Regions from separate parts of the Homo sapiens genome. Here region 2 is linked to region 1. The links are chromatin loops, found by intact Hi-C in ENCODE. Cell type or tissue: HepG2. All regions are shown on one strand.

The links. Peaks named below come from ENCODE experiments on the same cell type or tissue, not always from the same donor. Only the 100,000 strongest peaks of a DNase experiment are listed, where the experiment ranks them.
Region 2: a loop joins it to region 1, with 8 times the contacts of the local background. A loop is called at or near these places in 1 of 110 quality-filtered maps.

Annotation. Positions count from the first base shown.
Region 1 is chr1:62,613,030-62,615,529 of GRCh38, reverse strand. All of the region lies in intron 14 of DOCK7 (dedicator of cytokinesis 7), which reads left to right. Among named protein-coding and RNA genes, the nearest start is that of ANGPTL3, 17 kb to the right of the region's middle. In HepG2, no CTCF peak of the experiment used is centred here; a DNase peak (open chromatin) is centred at 1,439.
Region 2 is chr1:62,563,722-62,566,221 of GRCh38, reverse strand. All of the region lies in intron 18 of DOCK7 (dedicator of cytokinesis 7), which reads left to right. Among named protein-coding and RNA genes, the nearest start is that of ANGPTL3, 33 kb to the left of the region's middle. In HepG2, no CTCF peak of the experiment used is centred here; no DNase peak of the experiment used is centred here.

The DNA of each region.
Region 1 (2,500 bases):
TAACCTTATTCCTCCTTATATACAGTTTGTAAGGAACTTATATAAAATGCTTTAACCTGTTAACAGACATTGGTTAAATGTGATATAGAATGTCAAGGCTAAGTTTCTTAGTTTATGGAAATGATCCTAGTGCTCTGTTAGTAGCAAGTACCAGTGAGAACTGTTGGAGCAAAAAGGATGCATTATTTTAAGAAAGCGATTAATAATTTTCTAGTATAAGAGTATCCTCAGTGAAGTAGAGAAAATTAGATACTACATGAAAATTCAGAAGTAGAATTGTGATTACTATACTTGGTTGACTTTTTTCCTGTTGTTACTGTTTTGCCAAATAGTTTCTTTAACAAAATATGATTATAAAGTTGACCATTCCCTTTTAAAAATAATCTCCAAATTACATAAAGAAATAATAATTTTTGTGTTACTTGAAATGGTACGACTATATGTGTAGCTTATGAAAAATTGGGAGATGGGCTCTCGTAACCTGTATTTTGTAACCATGTTTCATTTTTAGGAATTACAGTAAGTTCTCACTTAAAATTGTTAATAGGTTCTTGGAAACTAAGGTTTTAAGCTAAATGACATGTGACGAAACCATTTTTTTTCCAGTCAATGTTATAACAAAACAATGCTGAACAAAATGATATTATTCAAGAACCTGCTGCACATGGTCCTTAAAGTCCTTCTCTTAAAGTCACAGTTTCCAAGAACATTATCCAGTGTCACAGTAGCTATGACATTAGGTGAGGACTTACTGTATTTAAAATTGAGGAATGATTTTTCCTTCCTTTAACATGGGTATAATAAAAGTACCTATATCTTAGAAATCTATGGGGATTAAATATGTGTAAAGTGCATGTCACAAAGTAATGCAGTACATATTAAATGCTCAATAGAAGTTGTTATTGTTTTTGGCTTTATTAGATTACATTTACTCATGCACTATACAACTTGAGAGAGATTGGTTTGAAAAGCATGAGGGTACTAGGCATCTGGGGTATAATTGGATAAGAGAATTATTTTAAAAGGGAGATTATCAGAGTCAATATTGGCCTGCTTTGTATTATTAGACCATCAATGTCCATGGGACCTTAAAACCAAATCATTAAAAGTTGTTTATTCTATTTGATGCTGTTAGAAAAACTTGGCCTTATGGACAGCTTATATGTTTAGGAACTGATAGTTTATTTTAAAAAAAAACAAAAACCTTAAGCATATCTAGAAACCTAGCATAGGTAGAAATAATTTTGGAATGACGAAAAGGGATGTATGACAACCTCAGCAGCTGACAGCTAATATACAAATATCATCAATAATTTACAGAAAGTTCCATAAATATTTGCTAACTGAATGGTTATGCTGGATCATGGTGATGATAATCTTTTAGCTCATTTGGATTCTTTTTGCCTTCTCAGGAATGTTTCAGGATAAGACATAATTTGTGATAATACATACCAGTGGTCACTATACAAATATTTGTGTACACATTTTCCCAGTGAATAATGTTAAAAAAAAGGAAGATAAAGTTGACACTAGGGCTCCTTTTAGTTTATATATGGCCATTATCTATTAACTCTGATAGCAGCCTGCACAGAACCAATGTGGTTATCCCTATTTTATAGATGACAAAGCTGAAGTTCAGGGGGTTCAAATTTATATCTGAAAAAAATAGGAATTTAAGCATTGTTCATGTGTGTTTTAAGAAAATATTTCCATATTGTATTTAGTTTTAGTGAGAAACTTGAGAGGATTGTAAAGGGTCTCATAGGGAAAAAATTAAAAACTGCATGAATATAGGGGGAATGAATGGACATCATTGAAGCATTTGACTGAGTTGAGAAATCGTAGGAAAGAGAACTGTATTCTGAAAGTGACAGATTTCCTATACACCTTTCACTTCTCATTTTTATGTTCGTTATCAGATAATTCAGAGAAAGCTGTCTAAAGAGGTCTATATTAGTTTAATTTACTTTTATTATGTACACTTTAAAAAATATTCTTTTGAAGATGTTGAGTCTTCTTAAAGACTTAAATCTGTTATTTAAGTTATACCTGAAGCTAGAGATTTTCACCTTTAAATAACAAACTCTGTCGTTCCCCGCGCCTCCCTACCTCCCACACACAGCTGGTCACATTTATTTGCATAGGGTTAACTGAAGAGGGGCCTGATCTTTTCAAATTCTCTACAGGGGTAGATGAAGATACACAAATATATGGTAGTTTCTAACAATCAGAAAATGAATGACTTGTTTCTTACTGCACCATACAAGTGGGGTTTACATCAAATTCTTGCTTTATCAAGGAAGTACTTACCCTATCACAGTATTTTAGAAAAAGTACTAGTGTAATTGTTAACATTAAGTAAACCAAATAAAGATCTTTCTCAATGGTGAAAAAAATCTTTTATTGGATATTTGAAATCATCTGAAAGTTAGGTAATAGATTGTATGCAATGTTACTTGTGTTCCAAATTTTTACTTGATCACCACTGTTGTATTTGAGT
Region 2 (2,500 bases), 49 kb after region 1:
TTTTTGGTTCCATGTGAAGTTTAGTTTTTCCAGTTCTCTGAAGAAAGTCAATGGTAGCTTGATGGGGATGGCATTGAATCTGTAAATTACTTTGGGCAGTATGGCCATTTTCCTGATACTGATTCTTCCTATCCATGAGCATGGAATGTTTTTCCATTTATTTGTGTCCTTTCTTATTTCCTTGAGCAGTAATGTGTAGTTCTCCTTGAAGAGGTCCTTCATACCCCTTGTAAATTGTATTCCTGGGTATTTTATTCTCTTTGTAGCAATTGTGAATGGGAGTTCACTCATGATTTGGCTCTCTGCCTGTTATTGGTGTATAGGAATGCTTGTGATTTTTGCACATTGATTTTGTATCCTGAGACTTTGCTGAAGTTGCTTATCAGCTTAAGGAGATTTTGGGCTGAGACAATGGGGTTTTCTAAAAATACAATCATGTCATCTGCAGAGACAATTTGACTTCCTCTTTTCCTATTTGAATACCTTTATTTCTTTCTCTTGCCTGATTGCCCTAGCCAGAACTTCCAATACTGTGTTGAATAGGAGTGGTGAGAGAGGGCATCCTTGTCTTGTGCCAGTTTTCAAAGGGGATGCTTCCAGTTTTCGCCTATTCAGTATGGTATTGGCTGTGGGTTTGTCTTAAATAGCTCTTATTATTTTGAGATATGTTCCATCAATACCTAGTTTATTGAGAGTTTTTAGCATGAAGGGGTGTTGAATTTTGTTGAAGGCCTTCTCTGCATCTATTGAGATAATCATGTGGTTTTTGTCATTGGTTCTGTTTATGTGATGGATTACGTTTATTTATTTGCGTATGTTGAACCAACCTTGCATCCCAGGGATGAAGCTGACTTGATCGTGGTGGATAAGCTTTTTGGTGTGCTGCTGCATTCGGTTTGCCAGTATTTTATTGAGGATTTTCACATCGATGTTGATCAGGGATATTTTCTTTTCTTTTGAAAAGAAAATTCTTTTTTTGTTGTGTCTCTGCCAGGTTTTGGTATCAGGATGATGCTGGCCTCATAAAATGAGTTAGGGAGGAGTCCCTCTTTTTCTGTTGTTTGGAATAGTTTCAGAAGGAATGGTACCAGCTTTTCTTTGCACCTCTGGTAGAATTCAGCTATGAATCCTTCTGGTCCTGGACTTTTTTTGTTGGTAGGCTATTAATTACTGCCTCAGTTTCAGAACTTGAATATTGGTCTCTTCAGGGATTCGACTTCTTCCTGGTTTAGACTTGGGAGGGTGTATGTATCCAGGAATTTATTCATTTCTTCTAGATTTTCTAGTTTATTTGCATAGAGGTGTTTATAGTATTCCCTGATGGCATTTTGTATTTCTGTTGGATCAGTGGTGATATCCCCTTTATCGTTTTTTATTGCATCTATTTGATTCATCTCTCTTTTGTTCTTTATTAGTCTGGCTTGTGGTCTATTTTGTTGATCTTTTCCAAAAACCAGCTCCTGGATTCATTGATTTTTTTGAAGGGTTTTTCATGACTCTATCTCCTTCAGTTCTGCTCTGATCTTAGTTATTTCTTGTCTTCTGCTAGCTTTTGACTTTATTTACTCTTGCTTCTCTAGTTCTTTTAATTGTGATGTTAGGGTGTCAATTTTAGATCTTTCCTGCTTTCTCTTGTGGTCATTTAGTGCTATAAATTTCCCTCTCCACACTGCTTTAAATGTGTCCCAGAGATTCTGGTACGTTGTGTCTTTGTTCTCATTGGTTTCAAGGAACATCTATTTCTGCCTTCCTTTCATTATTTACCCAGTAGTCATTCAGGAGCAAGTTGTTCAGTTTCCATGTAGTTGAGTGAGTTTCTTAATCCTGAGTTCTAATTTGATTGCACTGTGGTCTGAGAGACTGTTATGATTTCCTTTCTTTTGCCTTTTCTGAGGAGTGTTTTACTTCAAATTATGTGGTCAATTTTAGAATAAGTGTGATGAGGTGCTGAGAAGAATGTATATTCTGTTGATTTGTTGTGGAGAGTTCCGTAGATGTCTATTAGGTCCGCTTGGTCCAGAGCTGAGTTCAGGTCCTGAATACCCTTGTTAATTTTCTGTCTTGTTGATCTAATATTGACAGTGGGGTGTTAAAGTCTCCCACCGTTATTGTGTGGGAGTCTAAGTGTCTTTGTAGGTCTCTAATAACTTGCTTTATGAATCTGGGTGCTCTTCTATTGGGTGCATATATATTTAGGTTAGTTAGCTCTTGTTATTGCATTGATCCCTTTACCATTATGTAATGCCCTTCTTTGTCTCTGTTGATCTTTGTTGGTTTAAAGTCAGTTTTATCAGAGACTAGGATTACAACGCCTGCCTTTTTTTTTTTTTTTTTTTTTTTTTTTTTTTTTTTTTTTTTGCTTGGTAAATATTCCTCCATCCCTTTATTTTGAGCCTATGTGTGCCTTTGGCCATGAGGTGGGTCTCCTGAATACAGCACAGTGATGGGTCTTGACTCTTTATCCAGTTTGCCAGTCTGTGTCTTTTAATTGAGGCATTTA